5 separate regions of the Homo sapiens genome follow, and all the other regions are linked to region 3. A link is a contact called in ENCODE Hi-C or POLR2A ChIA-PET data. All regions are on one chromosome and are shown on one strand. The core of a region is the stretch at or near the end of the contact, and the rest is flanking DNA. Distances in the headings are between cores, read along the strand shown.

Region 1 (2,976 bases), core at 402-2,901, 1.5 Mb after region 3:
TGCTGAAACTCACATGGGGTAAGACATATGAAATCAAACAGCAAAGCACTCTACAAATATTGGTTACTACCTCAGGTGGGGAAATATTATCAGCAGGAAAAAAAAATGGGTACAAAATAGGGTGAAAGAGTTTCTTCTACCTGAAATAGAAGGGTTGCAAACATAGTGAGAAGTAACTTTTTAAGCTATTGGCTAAATATATTTAGGGAAGTGGTCTGATATAAAGTTGAGTTATTATTTAGAAGTAGATTCTCATGCCAATACATTCACTTTGCACAGACGGCAGAAGAAGAAAAATACAAAAGATTAAGAGTGGGTGTCCGGCTCTCAGCTCACCAAAATAACTGATGAAGTTCCATTTGAGGAGAGAGGGGTAGTTAGTCATGGCAGTCAGTAGACAGAGAATATTGCTGCATTAGGTGACAGAAGTAAAGGTGTCGTTACCAAGCACAGATTATCCACAATCCATATAGTATAGCTATACATGGGGCATGGGATTTCTATAGAGCACTTTAGAAAAAAAAATAGAAAAATAGAAAAGCTATTCCATAAGTATCAAACAGAGGTAATTCAGTAACTTAGTTCTCCATAGGAAGCTCTCAGGGAGGTAGCACTGCTGAGAAGGAAGTTAAGATACCTAAAACAACGAGGTCCAGCGTGTTCTAGGAGCTGTAGCCTAGAGGCAACACAAACTGTTTTGAAGTACTACAAATCAACAAAACAAGAGGTGTGGTTTCAGACCTGCTTGTCTTTACCCAGTAAAGGGCTTTACTCTTTAAGTGATATAAGATATTCTATAACGGGGACACACAACAACTGAATTTTCTGAAAGGGCATCAAACAAATGACACTGTGCCTATGAGTGACGCGGTGTGCAGGCACGCCAACCAGACATAAGTGAAGATAACTAATCTACAGGGATAAGACCAGGGACAAAAATCACCAGTAACCATGACAACACAAGTAGGTGGAGGGAAATACAAACACTGACCAAGCAGCGGGGTGACGCTATTCCTAAGACCCTGGGGTCAGAAAAAGACTTGATTAGTGGAGGAAGCTGGCCAAGAATGAAACCGATTAGCCCAAAAGGGCAGTGTCCATGCAGAAGGAGTCGGCGGCAACACTGATACTCCCCATGGGGTGGCTCGCAGGGTCAAAGGCTCATCTGTAGGAGACTGGACGCCTCTAAGACCAAGAAAGGAGTTACCTGGTGCAGGGCTGTCAAGCCGTCCACGTTGACCGTGTTGATATCAGCACCTCTTGCCAGAAGCTTTCTCACCTCGTCGGTGTCCCCGCTAGAGCAGGCGGCCAGAAAGACAGCACCGTCCTCGAAGCGGACCCTGGGGCTCCCGCGCCTGGTCAGCGGCTGCCGCCCCGCGCCTCGTCGCTCCGCAGGCTCCTGCTCTGTCAGCGAGCCCCGCCAGCGCCGAAGCTGCTCTGCCCGCCGCATTCGCGCCGACTCTGCCCGCTTCCCTCCTAGGTGCTCCAGTTCCGCCATTGCTCCGGCCTCGGCAGCTGCTGCCAAAACTACCAACACTAAATTACTGTTGGGGCTCGAGTTGCCGCTGCCGCCTCTCTCAGAGCGCTTCAGCCCGGAGCAGAGGGCGGAGACCCTCGCGCCGCCATCTTTACTCCTCCCGCCAGTAGTACCGCCCGCACGCTCCCTCGGCTTCAATACGCAGGCGCTGCCCGGCCTCGGGTCATCACGGGACTCGTAGTAAGAGGCCTGCCCTAAGTGCACTTGGTGGCCGTAAGGGAACTACAAATCCCTGGATGCATCAGAAAAAAGGCGAGGACCGGCGGCTCTCTCTTTCGCCACGGGACCCAGTGGGGTCACCTTTGCCCTAAAGCTGGAACTGTCTCCTGGACTGGCGTCAGCCTCTTCCTCTGGGCATTTTGGGAGTTGTAGTTTATTCTTGTTATGACTAGTAACTAATCTTATCTCCCTAATTATCACATCAATTCTTTGGAGTGGAAAAAAGGCGGTAATTATTCCTGTTTTCTGGAGGAGAGAACTAAACATTAAGTACCTAAACGACTGGATTCTATATCCTAGTTCTAAGTCTAGGGTTTTATTAACATGTGTATTAATCACGGTAAATGTGAATGAGCGTGGGGAAGAGGAGCATACATACAGATACAGTATTACATGTTTTACATAAATACTGTCAACTTACTCCAGGCCCAGAAAAGATCTTGAAAATGATGCATTCAGATGTAGTGAAAAGAGTTTAAGCTGTGAATTTAAATTGAATTCACAGCCGCAGACAAATTACTTGACTTCTCTTAGCCAGTTTTCTTATGTGTAAAATGGGAATAACATCTCACAGGGTAGTCATGTGGATCAAATGAAATAATACATGCAAGGATGCCTAATACTATCTTTGGCACATATTGGATCCCAATAAATAATTTCTCTTCCTTCTCCCTCCTCCTCCTCCTCTACTCTTTTCATATACCTTAAATTTTTACAAGACAGAATAGATGTCTTCCATGATTTTTATTTCTTTTCTTTTGAGACAGAGTCTCACTCTGTCACCCAGGCTGAGTGCAATGGCGCAATCACGGCTCACTGCAGACTCAACCTCCTGGGCTCAAGCGATCCTCCCACCTCAGTCTCCCCAGTAGCTAGGACTACAGGTGCCCACCACCACACCCACTATTTTTTTATTTTTTTGTAGAGACAAGGTCTCACCATGTTGCCCAGGCTGGTCTGGAACTCTTAGACACAAGCGATCCTCCTGCCTCAGCCTCCCAAAGTGTTGGTATTACAGCCCTGAGCCACTGTACCTGTCCCATGATTTTTTTTTTCAAAGCTAGAGAAAGATACTATCAAGCATACTAAATCATACTAAATTCCTAAGGTAGCAAATAGAACATTTTTATATTCACCAAGACTGGGTTATAAAACATGTATCTGTCCGATTGTTTTGTTTTGTTTTGTTTTGTTTGAGACAGGGTCTCGCTCTGTCACCC
Region 2 (3,075 bases), core at 3-2,502, 1.1 Mb after region 3:
GTGGTGCCCACCCATTGTGGAGGCTCCCTCAACACCGTTCTGAGCCTCCTTCCTGCTTCATGTGGTCAACCAGATTCTTCTTTGTCCAGCCCAAAGCTCCATCCTCAGCCAATGGTAGCCACAGAAACTCAAGGCCATTTACCCTCCCTTTCAACAAATATTTGTGGAGCGTGTGCCACGTGCCTGGTGCCAAGGAGAGAGACATTACTTCTTCCCTCTAGAGGCTTACAATCTGGCAGGAGAGGAATATGTATGGGGAGAGTGCAGGGACACCGCGGAAAAAAGACAAATACTGAGTTATAAGTGTTGTAATAGGGGGTAGTAACAAGACGTTGTAGGACTACACAAAATAAAACAAGGAGGCCAAATCGCAAGCGTTTGTGGGTTTCACAGGGGACATCTGACAGCAAACATTCCAGGGCACCGAGAGATGGTGAGGAGAGATGATGGCATTGAATTGGAGAGATGAGCTGAGATGGACTGCGCAGAGGACGAGGGAAAGCCGGTGCACTGGAGACTGGGGGAGACGAGAGGATCCACCGGGTTGGGAGGGGAAGGGTGGTGGTAGAAGCACGAGCAAGGCAGAGACCGGAGGCCAGGGCGGAAGGGAGGCTCACGGACACCTGGAGCCCTGAAAAGTTGTCAGAGGCGGCGAGGGGGTGGGGAGCGGACCCTACACGTGCGCTACGTGCTGCGCCGGCCGCTGGGGAGCCCGGTCTGCCCCCCTCATCCCAGAACCCGGTCCCAGGGCAGTTGCACGGCGCCCAGGGGGAGGGGAGGGAGGAAGTCCCCCCAAGTTTGCAACCCGGCAGCGTGGTCTTCGCAACGCGGTTACCGGAAGGAACGCGAGGAGCGCCTCATCACCAGGCGGGTGTATCTAGGGGCGAAGGCTGCAGATCTGGGGCGCAGGCTGGAAAGTGGGGTGCAGCCGGTTGACGTGAGGTCTGGGAGTTGGATGGACCGAATGAGGATGGAGACACCTAGGGATGTGTCCGAAGGATCTGGCGCTGCACAAATGAGGGCGGTTTGGGGGACGGAGGCCCGGGCGGGGGCGGAGTGTTGTCCAAGAGTAAGGAGGGGGTTCCTGGAGACGTGGCACTCGGAGCGGGGCTGGGTTCCGCTCCGGCCGCCTGGGCTGCAGCTCCGCTATGGCCTAGGAACCCGAACCTGACCCCGCCTAGGCCTCGCACCCAGCCCTCTGGGAGCTCCGGCCCCGGCACCTCCAGGCTGGGGTTGCCCAGGTCCGGCCTCTGGGGCGTCCAGCCGGCCCTAGACGAGACAATGCGGCCCGGGCCCCGCCCCCGGAGGATGACGCGCCCGGCTGCCGGCCAGTCAGCGCCCGTGGCTAGGCTCTTTAAAAAAAGAAGGGCCGGCGCGGTGTGGCTGTCAGCTGGGAGGGATCCCTCCGCCCATGTAAACATCATAAAGGGCAAGGGGAGCGTCTGTTGTGGGCGGGGGAGCGGCTGCCTTCCCGGAGAGTCCTCTCGGTCCCTAGGTTCCCCTCAAGACGCCGGCAACCGCCCCGTCCCTTAACGTCACACCGGGTCTGCTGGGAGCCAAACAGCTGCGGCCTGATCTGGGAGCGATAGAATCTCATCACTTAGGGTCACTACCGGAAATGGAGGAAGCCGGACTGGGAGACCTTGAGAGTTGGGAGCGAGAGGGAATCGTAGGACGCAGCTGAGAATTGGGAAAGATTTTCTTAGGCTTGTTCTTCCTGTCCATCTCAGTTAAATAATAATCATAACTCATGTAAGTCTAGAATTTGTCTCAAAGTTATGCCTACCTGGCTCGTAGGATGCCAACGTTAGGAGTGAAAATAGTCAACGCTCTCCCGAGAGAGCACATGACACTACATGAGCTTCATCAAGACCCTCGGAGGCCCAGAATGCGCACCAAAGAGCCATCGACGATAATTCTTCTACCCAACTTTTATTTAGTATTATTAAATATTCAGTAAAGTTAAAAGAAATTTGCATCAAATTCCTCTATACCCACTACCTAGATTCTATTATAACTTGCCACATCGCATATCTATCTTGCACTGATAATTCTTTTAATAGTGTATTAGCTGTCCCCTGGGCTTGACTCTCCATTGCAGTAGGGAGCAGGAAAAGACTCCAGGTCCCAAAGCCCTGGAGAGCTAAGAAAAGGAATACGTTCTCCCAGGACCACTGTGAACTCTTTCCTGGGCCCGGTACCTCTGGGAAAAATTTGTTGAAGGGAAGGCGGTTTTCTTCTCCCCCCACGCCCATCCCCCCTTTTAATTGAAGACTTCTTAAGCATAAGAGATTTCCTTCCACTAGGTGAATCTGAAAGCGAACTAAGATCTTGACAAACATTCCTTGCATACGTTTGGCAGCTTTCTGGATGAAAGAGGTCATTTCAATGTTGACGTTCTACTTTTTGAGCTTCCTCCTTTTTTCTGAGGCTGCTGGACACTACCCCCCCACCCCCGTCCCCCGTCTCCCGCCAAAAGAAAAAAGGCGCCTCAAAAGTGTTCGTATCTCTTAAAGTTCGTTAACCTCTTTGCCTCCGTTGCCTGCTCTGCAAAATGAGGATAATATCGTACCTACTCAATATGGTGGTTGTGAAGACTCAGTGAGCTAATACATGCAGAGCGTTTAGAGCAGTGCTTTACACACAGTAGCATTAAATAGCGGCTATCACCCATAAGCACATAACTCCCAGATTTATATCTCCAATTCTGATCTCGCCCCTTCAGATTTATACCCTTCAGTCTGTTGAAGGATACCCCGTTGTGTATTTCTACCTGTATGTACCAGAGACACCTCAAATTCAAAATGTCCAGAAATGAACACAGTATCTTCTTCCCTTGAGTAACTCGCCTTCTGTATATAATTGGGGTGAATGTTCCAGCAATGCCAACGGGCTAGCATCTACTCAGGCAGGTACGCCAGACATCTGAATCTTAATACCTCGTCGTCCCCCCTCAATCTGTCACTATGTCCTAATTTTATTTCCTACCTTTGCATCCCTTCCTCATAATTATCAGCACCACTGCCTTAATTTAGATCCTATCATTCCTTGTCTGGATTATTTCAAGTCTTTCGC
Region 3 (3,013 bases), core at 485-2,984:
AAGAAAAGAAAAACAGGCCAGGTGCCTCGATTCACACCGTTCCCATACTTTGGGATGCCAAAGCGGAATAATTCGCTTTGTGGCCAGGTGTTCAATATAAGCCTGCGCAACATTAAGCAAGATCTCCCCGCCCCCCGCCCCCCAAAAAATTGAAGTATACAAAACCTAACCATTTTGGTCAAACGACAAGAGAAATATGGCTCCTAAAAAAATTGTAATGAATGTAAGTCAAAAGTTTTAACTAATTAGCCCATATCTAAGAATTATTCACCAATAATAATAACCTCAAAAAGAATTTTCATTTAATAAGTTCTATATTGGAACTGTATAAGCTAATAATTTTCCTGTGATTTTGGGACTCAATATTTCTTACTGCTTCTGGTCTCAATCTATTAAGAGTGAAAGTTTTTGACAGCATAGCACAAAGCAGTAATTTCTAATGACCAAGGGCTTATCTCCTGCAGCAAAATCCAGTTCCAAAACAAAGCCTTCTCATGTCACACACCTAACAACTAGGACAGGAGCCCTCAATTCAGGTGGTTAAGAATTATTATCACCTGAAATTAATGTTTTTCAGTTGTGTTATCACACTATAAAATTTAAGTTGCTAAAATTTCCCTCAAAGGAAAGCAGCTGCCACTAAACTCCTCTGAAGCTACCCCTTCTCTCTTCCTTTTTTCGTCTTTAAGTTTTCCCACAGGTATTAAACACACCACCTCTTGACATGGTTTAAGTTGGCTGGGTTTTTCTTCCAATGTTTCATCCTAAAGGGGAGAGGTTCCAATGTTCTAGCCATAATCACTACTAACAAAACTACTGATGCCCAAATACCATGGTCAAGTCTGCTAATAATACTTTTTGGAATTAAAAAGTATTTTTGATCTTGCAAAGTAATGGATACAATTCTTTGCATGTTGGGAAGTGGCATGGATACACACCACTTCATCACATTAGTGCTTTCTAAGTACTCCTTCCCCTCAATTACCCTCCAATCTCCAGTTACATCTATTTTTAAATTCTAGAACACAGCGATCGCTCAGGTTAACACAAAAAACTAAATCAGTTCACCTCTTATTTAAAAAGTAGTTACGAAACAAGCAACTTACGTACATTTTGTAAGTATCTGAAGATGAGGTTCTGCACCACAGTGGCTAAGGAAAAAATACAAAAGCAGCATAGACTCTGCTTCCTGAAACAACCGGACGACGCTATTCCCGTCTCACCTTTGTTTACTAAACGCGAGGTCTGGTGCTTACGCAAACAACAAGTGCCCAGCTGGGCATTCGTTACGGGTCTTCTAAAGACTAAAGAACATCCATTCCACTTTCATCCCCCTGGAGTTTCCCAAAACCGTTAACTCCCGTTTTCACTCCGCACCTGAAGTTCTCTTCCCTCCTTTTGCCGCGTCCATTCCTGCATTCCCCACGGCAGGGGTCCCCCCAAGACCACCTCCCCACCATCACGGTTCAACTACCCGCGCTTTCTTCCAGTCTTGGTAGCCCCGGGGGCTCATGGGATGTGGATCCGTACTCCACTATCCCAGGCCTGCCCTCAGCCTGCGCCTTCGCACCCCGTATTCTGACCCGAACCTCCTAGTCCTGACATCCTGCGTAGGATACGATGGGCTGCACCATAACCTTCTGCACTTTCTGACCCTGGCCACGGTACGCCATGGTGGAATTTCACAAAGAGCACACCCGCACGCTGCCTCTGAGAGCAACTTCCGGAATAAAGAACCGGAAGCGGAAGTGTGAAGGTCACGCGGCGGCATGGGCGGCTCCTGGGAAATGCCCCTCTAGCCATGAAGTCACGTTTCTTCGCTGCATGGCCTCCGAGGGAGGCCAAACTGAGGCGTCTGCGCTGTGGAAGGTGGGCCGGTCCTACAGCGCCACCTGGAGGGAGGCGGGAGGAGGTGCCTTCGGTTGTATAGTGGCCGTGGTAGGAGGAGTGCCGTCCTGTCTCCAATTTCTTTTCTTTTTTTTTTTTTGAGGCGAAGTCTCGCTCTGTCGCCCAGGCTGGAGTGCAGTGGCGCGATTTCAGCTCACTGCAACCTCAGCCTCCAGGGTTCAAGCGATTCTCCTGCCTCAGCCTCCCGAGTAGCTGGGACTACAGGCGCCTGCCACCACGTCCGACTAATTTTTTGTGTTTTTAGTAGAGACGGGGTTTCACCATGTTGGCCAGGATGGTCTCGATCTCCTGACCTCATGATCCGCCCGCCTCGGCCTCCCAAAGTGCTGGGATTACAGGCGTAAGCCACCGCGCCCGGCCTGTATCTCCATTTTCTGAGTTAGCTTGAAAAGCCAAAATCGTCCCAGTGTGTATCTCTATGTGTAAAATGAGTTAATTTCGTGCCTTTCCTAAAGCCTATTTTGCTGGAGTTTAGGCTTGATAGCAGCGTTGTGGTGGAAAGGGTAGGGCGGCAAGGAGCCCAAACTTCAGGCCTCCCACCTCTGGCAGTCGGCCAGAGGCGGTCTGCATTCCAAAGCCAGACGCCTGGTTCCCTCCAGTTACGGATTCAATTCTCATCCATTTCGTGGAGAGTTACTGTTCAGGTGGCAACTGAGGGTGGCGATTTACCAGGAAGACGCTGAAATCCACATGCTGGGCGCAAATCCAGCTCTTTTAGAGTTGGTGACCAAGGATAAATTACTCAGCCTCGCCATGTCTTGGCTTAGTTTCCAAAACGGAGATTATAGTAAAGATTAACTTTACTCAGGGGCTTAAAGATTCAATGAAATAATTGTCTATGTGTGCACACAGTTAGGCGTCAGCCAGTGTCAGAACATGTCCTTCCCTGGATAACACAGCTACTAAGTGGAGCAGCTGGAATTTGTAGGTGTGCCTGACCCCAAAGTCCACCTACCTTTCCATTGTGTCATGGCTTGTGGCCTGGCAGAGATTTCACTTAATTGGCATACACATGTTATAGAGGAGGAAACTGAAGTTTAGACTTTTGAAAGGACTTGCCTAAGGGAACACGGATTAGGGCAAATGGCAGAATCAAAATTAGCTT
Region 4 (2,844 bases), core at 297-2,796, 1.4 Mb before region 3:
GTCTGAGGCTGGGGGAATGAATCTCGCTTGATGTCTGGATGGGGCAGAGCAGAAGTAGCACTGGGGTGGTCAGAGCTTCAAGTCAGGTGGCAGCAAAACCTAAGAAGCATTTTTGGGTTTGGAAATAAACAAATAAGTGGCCTCAGAAGCAGCTCAGAGGAGAAGGATCCTGCCTTCCAGCTAAGAGAACTATAAGAGGGAAGCAGGGCCCATGACCATGACAGTCCCTCCTCTAGTCAGCTTGGGAAGCTCTGAGAAGCTCTTTCCATTAAGAGAGTCAGGGATGCTCCAGAAATCAGGCTGGCAGGGAGGCTGCAGTGCGTTTTTGTCTCTAGCACTTACTGAGCACTTACTGTGTGCTTGACATTGTGCCAGGCCCTGAGGCTCCAGAATTAAATACAGTGTGGTTCCTGCGCTCCAGAGGTTGGAAGTCCAGTGGAAGAGATATGCATCAAACTAATATAAATTCATGAATTCATTGTGATCAGAGGTAATAGTTGAAAGCCCAAGCAGCAGCCTACCTACTGTGAGCCTGAGCCCACCCCTCAGCAACTCCCCAGCCCTGGCCCAGGCTGCAAACCAACAGAGGCCGGAGTCACCCAGCTGCCTGCAGAGCAGTGCATCAAGTCAGGACCCTTTCTCTGCCCAGACGTCTTTGCCAACTGTTTGGAACAAAGGGAAATCATCTGGTTTGGGGAAAGACATAAGAATGACCGTTTTCTTTCCTAAACCTTCACCCTCTCCCATTTCGGCCTGAGAAAAGCTGTTAGATGCTTCTTCAGAGGGTTTCTAAGGGCCACAATTGCCTTCCACCTAAGAGGGAACAGGGTGGGGAGGGGTGGCAATGGCCTTCTTTGACCGCAGAGGTTTTGGATTTAGCCTGAAGTCACAGAACAACTGAAGCCAAGAGACAGTTCACCCTTTCTGGTGTCTAGAGCTTATTGAACAAATGTCCATTGACCCCCTATTGCTAGGGGCAGGGGTGAAATATTGAGTTGAGTCCAGGGCTCCAGCCTACTAGAGGCACAGTCTGTAGAGAAGTCAGATAATGACCAGGCGGTGCCTAAGCTGGATCTGAATCCAGGGCCTTTAGTCATCAGACACTGGACAGATTCTTCGTGGAGGGAGTTGGGCCTTGAAGGCTGAAGAGTTTTCTGGGTCAAGTACATGTTTAGGGAGCAAGAATTCCTTGGAAACTTAAAAACTGGTCTCCCATGGTCAAGTCTGGCTCCTGTATGTGAACATCATACACACAGAACATGGCTCTGTATCCTGACTCCTATGCACCCCCGGCCACATTGTATACTCCTGCTTGTATGCTCCTGGCCAGTGAGGTGTCTGCAGTCTTGGGACAAGTGGTGGCCAGGGAGTCTTTGTCCCCTGGGTTCCTGGGGTTCAGGCTTCAGGTCTGGTTTCTGCCGTTGCCCCTCCTCTGGTTCCCTCCTTCTCACAAGACACAGCCTGACAACCTGGCCTTCTCTCTGCCTTCGTTAGGAGGGAGGCTGCTCAAACCACAGCTCACCACAGCTCACCACAGCTCACCACAGAGGCCAAGCTGGGTGTGCCTCTGTGGAGCAGCGGCAGGAGCCGGCTGAACACAGCCAGGACCAGTTTCCCCAGGGGCCAAATGCAACCTGTTCTCCATTGCATCTTCCCCACTGGTGGGCAAATTGTGTTGGGCTTCTGTGAGGCCCCATGAAGGTAAGAGAGTCTGGAGTGACTTTGCCCAGATTGGCTGTGTGACCTTGAGCAAGTCACTGGACCTCTCTGGGCCTTGACCTCCTTTATTCGATTATAATCCAGACCCTAGGGTCTATCCCAGCAATGTACGTGAACGTGTATTGTGAGTTGTCGAGCACAGCACTCGTGTGAGAGGTTATTACTTTATTACTTTGAATTTGCCCTGAGCCCCACAGTTTGAATAGGGAGGCTGCCTCAGAATTTATTTTTGAGTATCAGCTTCCAGATGGAAATTCCTAACCTGGGGTCTGAGGATGGTCTGCAGGGAGTCCTGGTGTCATATAGAGAATTTTTGAGTAGATGCGTTTTTCTTGGAAGAGGATGCAGAGTTTTCATCAGACCATTGAGGTCTGTTAAGAGCCACCATCTGAGCCCTAGGGCTCCCTCCATGGGGGGCAGGCAGAGGGGCCTCAAATCCTTGGTGGCCGTATTCATGAACCGAAGTGACCTGCTCAACAAGGACATGCCTATGTGGGTCTGAAAATACCGGCAAGCTAACAGAGCTCATGAGAACCACAGTGCCAGAGCCTGCGAGGTGAATTTCATTAGCACCCTCTGTGCTGGCCTGACCTTAGCTGGAGCACTGCGCTCTGTTCAAAACAACATGCTTTTTGTGGTTTTTTTTTTTTTTTGGTTGGTTAGTTTCGTTTTTTTAGAGATGGAGTCTCACTCTGTCGCGTAGGCTAGAGTACAGTGGCGTGATCACAGCTCACTGCAGCCTTGATCTCCCAGGCTCAAGAGCCTTGATCTCCCAGGCTCAAGCGATCTTCCCACCTCAGCCTCCCAAGTAGGTGGCCCATGTCTTCACGCCTGGCTTTTTTTTTTTTTTTGGTGAGAATCAGTAATTTTTTTTTTTTTTTTTAACTAGAGATGGGGTCTTGTCATCTTGCCCAGGCTGATCTCAAACTCCTGGACCCAACTGATGCTCCTCCCTCAGCCTCCACTTTGAGATTACAGGCGTGAGCCACTGCACCTGGACAAAGACATAATGTTTTAAGAAGAACTTGGGTAAATGGAAATGTTTCCAGAGGATACAGGCCAAGCTGTCAAAAGGTCTTAAATCCATGTCTTAGGAGAAATGACTGAAAGAACTAAGGGTATTTG
Region 5 (3,126 bases), core at 128-2,627, 1.4 Mb before region 3:
ATTTTACTGAACCTTTGGGGATTGCATGGGGAATATAATCTTGCAAAAGAAGAATGGCTGATGGAAAATACGTGACCAAGTAAAAGGCAGAAGGGGGAGTGGGTAAATGGGAAGGAGCATGAGGCTCCCTCCTTGCAGTCAGCCCTCACAGACATTTATCAAATACAGATTCATTTGAATTAGTGACCCCTTTTTATAAAATGCTAATGCCCCTGGAAAGGTAAGGCCTTCACATCTTACAACAATTAATCCAAATATCACGACATCATTTGGCTAAGAACACCTGGGTGTTCTGCGATGAGAGGTCAGGAGAAGTAAAATTTCTGAAGCAGGACTCACAAAAATTTAAAACCAAAAGGGCTTAAAGATCTGCCATTCTAAACCCTTACTTTATAGAAGATGAAACGGGGTCTTGCCCGAGATCACAATGCAAGGTATAGGAAGAGTCCAGATCCAAACTCAAATCTCCTCTTAATTTCAGTCAAGGAACTACATCATGTAGCCTATCAGAGAAGAAGTCTGGCCTAGGTAAAAGACGGTGTCTTTCTATAGCAAGAAAGATACAGATGGGCTCTGTGCCTGGTGAAGAGGGGAGAGATAATTCAGGAAGCACAAAAGAGGTGACGTCAAGTTTTGCCCCCTTTGTAATTGTGTCCAGGAGTCTGTGACTGTGTGTGTCAATGAAAGTCCTCCATATTAGCAGAAACCAAGTTAAGATAATCAGAAATAGTTTGGAAGGCTACAAACCTCAACTTCCCCTTACCCAGTCCGGTCTCCCTACTTCAGGAACCCACTGAAGTTCAGCTTACAGCTCTTGTTGATCCTTTCACACCCTTCCTTTCCAAGTCTGGAGAAGGAAAGTTGGAAAAGGGGAACGCAATGCAAATATAAGAGATTTCCCTATTTCCAGGGTACTTTCAGCCGATTTCCAGGGTACTTTTAGCCGATTCCCCAGTATCTACTGTATCCGAAACACTAGAGAGCCACTTAGGGTAGCCATGGAGATGACTGTCTTCAGTCTTGTTTCCTTCCTTTTCTCTACTATTAACATCTTTCGCTACGATTTCGGTAAGGCCCCCCCACTTCTGCTGGCACTCAGGTCCTGCAGCTCCTCCCTCTCCTCAGGGACGCTCATAGAGGGATTAGGAACACTTTTTAAAATGAAGAGAGCGCGAAAACACAAGAACGAGTGAGGGTTTTCTCCAAAAGGGATCAGTCCCATCCACAGCCTCCCCTTCTCCAGCCTTGAGGTTTTGGCGTTTGGTCCCAGCCCGGACTGCAAGTCCCAGGAGACCCCGCGGCGAGGGTGTCCTCCAGCGATCCTTCCCTCACGCTTCTGGATAGTGGAGAGAAAGGTTCCGATAGCGGCGCACTGCGGTTTGGTTTGTTTGCAACGGCAGTGACGGAGGTTGGGAGCCAGGCTGACTGCAGGCGGGGGCGTCAGGAGGCGGATTCCTCCTCCCTTCGGCACTGGGGGGCGGGGAGGAGGGAGGCCGGGCCTGCGGCCGGGGACCGAGCCGCAAAGACAGAGCGGGCAGAGGCGATGGAGGGCGACGGGGTGCCATGGGGCAGCGAGCCCGTCTCGGGTCCCGGCCCCGGCGGCGGCGGAATGATCCGCGAGCTGTGCCGGGGCTTCGGCCGCTACCGCCGCTACCTGGGACGGCTGCGACAGAACCTGCGCGAGACCCAGAAGTTCTTCCGCGACATCAAGTGCTCCCACAACCACACTTGTCTCTCCTCCCTCACGGGCGGCGGCGGGGCCGAGCGCGGCCCTGCAGGCGATGTCGCCGAAACCGGGCTGCAGGCGGGTAAGGAGGGCAGCCCGGAGGGAGAGAGGGCAGGAGAGGCAAATCGGAGGACGGACCGCACCCCTGCCCTGCAAAACAAGCCCGAGTCTTCTCGGGCAGGCGGAAAGGGGCAGTCGTGTCGTGTGGCCGGGTCCCCGGGCATGGGCCGGCCGGATCTGGGATACCTTGGGAGGGCATCCTTCTGAGGAGGGGAGGAAGGGGCCCGCTGGGGGACCGGGAGCCAGGGGCAACCGAGGGCCGGAGTTCCCGGAGCGGGACCCCGGGGACCGGGGTGTGCGCTGACGGACCTGGGGCGGGCCGGCGTTCGGAGAGGGTAGCAGTTAATCCGAGGAGTGGGGAAAGTTGCTCTGAGTTGGGGGCGGGCGCGTGCGCCGTTGTGGGTCAGAGCCCCAGTTTAGAGATGGAGCAGAGGCGGCAGCGAGTCCCGGGAGTCCGAGGAGGCCATGGGACTGTAGTCGGGTGTGTGGGTTTGATGATGTATGTGAAATGTGTTCACACCAATCATGAGGCAGCTCTGTGAAGAGGGGACATTCTCTAAATAGGGTTGGGGGTCGCCAGAGGAAATCATATCTGATGGGTGCCACGGAATTGCCAGAGATGTTGCTCATGCTTAAGGTGAAGAAGAGAGGGAAGGGATCATTTTGGTCCTGAGCCAATGGAGAACTAGCTACTCTTGTTCTTTCTTGCATGATTCTTTCTAGGATGTGCCAGAGGCCCCCAAACACTTAAAATCGTGCAGTCTTTAATCTTTCCTAACGTCTTGCTTCCTTTTAAACTGCTGTTGGTGGGGAACTGGAGGATTTGTTAACTACTGCGTCTAATTAGGAAATAACTTTAGATTGGAAGGGAGAAGGGACTGACATTCCACGTAGATAGATATCTTGGGGACAAAACAGCAAAGAAGTCTGTGGGTTTAATTTAGTGATTCTCAAACTAAAGTGTGTATTAAACTCACCCCAGGGGCGTATTAAAAATGCCATGTCTCGTGCTCTAGCTCATAAATTCCTATTGAATAGGTGTGTGAAGTGGGTCCTAAGAATCTAATTTAACATGAAAAGACCCTGAAGAGGCCGGGCGCGGTGGCTCACGTCTGTAATCCCAGCACTTTGGGAGGCAGAGGCGGGGCGGATCACTTGAGGTCAGGAATTCGGGACCAGCCTGGCCAACATGGTGAAACCCCGTCTCTACCAAAAATATAAGAAACTAGCCAGGTGTGGTGGTTGAGGCCTGTAATCTCAGCCACTGGGGAGGCTGAGGCAGGAGAATCGCTTGAAACCAGGCGGCGGAGGTTGCAGTGAGCAGAGATTGTGCCACTGCA

Evidence for each region. A loop is a pair of places that touch in the nucleus more often than their neighbours do. ChIA-PET counts read pairs that join two places held with the same protein, here RNA polymerase II (POLR2A). Pooled maps may share reads with other maps.
Region 1: a map of CD8-positive, alpha-beta T cell shows a loop between it and region 3 (22-fold over the local background). The contact joins the promoter of PPP1R12B here to the promoter of SNRPE in region 3. A Hi-C loop is called at or near these places in 2 of 168 maps with a recorded cell type or tissue (CD4-positive, alpha-beta memory T cell and CD8-positive, alpha-beta T cell) and 11 of 50 pooled maps.
Region 2: a loop to region 3 is called in a map of CD4-positive, alpha-beta T cell, with 4 times the contacts of the local background. The contact joins the promoter of PCAT6 here to the promoter of SNRPE in region 3. A Hi-C loop is called at or near these places in 1 of 168 maps with a recorded cell type or tissue (CD4-positive, alpha-beta T cell) and 6 of 50 pooled maps. POLR2A ChIA-PET finds 5 or more read pairs at or near these places in 1 of 52 experiments (B cell).
Region 4: a pooled map shows a loop between it and region 3 (8-fold over the local background). The contact joins the enhancer-like site here to the promoter of SNRPE in region 3. A Hi-C loop is called at or near these places in 4 of 50 pooled maps. POLR2A ChIA-PET finds 5 or more read pairs at or near these places in 2 of 52 experiments (GM10248 and activated CD4-positive, alpha-beta T cell).
Region 5: a loop to region 3 is called in a map of CD8-positive, alpha-beta T cell, with 20 times the contacts of the local background. The contact joins the promoter of DSTYK here to the promoter of SNRPE in region 3. A Hi-C loop is called at or near these places in 3 of 168 maps with a recorded cell type or tissue (CD4-positive, alpha-beta T cell, CD8-positive, alpha-beta T cell and naive thymus-derived CD4-positive, alpha-beta T cell), 1 of 37 single-sample maps with no recorded cell type and 7 of 50 pooled maps. POLR2A ChIA-PET finds 5 or more read pairs at or near these places in 1 of 52 experiments (B cell).

The regions. Positions count from the first base shown.
Region 1 is chr1:202,347,374-202,350,349 of GRCh38, reverse strand. It overlaps PPP1R12B (protein phosphatase 1 regulatory subunit 12B), which reads right to left and starts at 1,651. Exons shown (of 24, transcript NM_002481.4): 1 at 1,208-1,651. The coding sequence starts at 1,498. RefSeq lists enhancers at 1,383-1,692, 1,364-1,904.
Region 2 is chr1:202,809,131-202,812,205 of GRCh38, reverse strand. PCAT6 (prostate cancer associated transcript 6) reads right to left here and starts at 1,252. Exons shown (of 2, transcript NR_046325.2): 1 at 836-1,252; 2 at 294-631. LOC124904583 reads left to right here. Exons shown (of 3, transcript XM_047439549.1): 3 at 647-1,968. The coding sequence ends at 1,171. RefSeq lists a silencer at 1,156-1,385.
Region 3 is chr1:203,860,320-203,863,332 of GRCh38, reverse strand. It overlaps SNRPE (small nuclear ribonucleoprotein polypeptide E), which reads right to left and starts at 1,734. Exons shown (of 5, transcript NM_003094.4): 1 at 1,620-1,734; 2 at 1,111-1,137. The coding sequence starts at 1,673. RefSeq lists enhancers at 629-1,204, 1,590-1,849, 1,658-1,952.
Region 4 is chr1:205,285,438-205,288,281 of GRCh38, reverse strand. No RefSeq gene overlaps it. Among named protein-coding and RNA genes, the nearest start is that of NUAK2, 35 kb to the left of the region's middle. Within about 2 kb of position 1,546, at least 12 of the 41 ENCODE cell types and tissues checked have a DNase peak (open chromatin) inside an H3K27ac peak, as active enhancers do.
Region 5 is chr1:205,209,953-205,213,078 of GRCh38, reverse strand. DSTYK (dual serine/threonine and tyrosine protein kinase) reads left to right here and starts at 1,377. Exons shown (of 13, transcript NM_015375.3): 1 at 1,377-1,808. The coding sequence starts at 1,544. RefSeq lists silencers at 1,448-1,577, 1,998-2,047.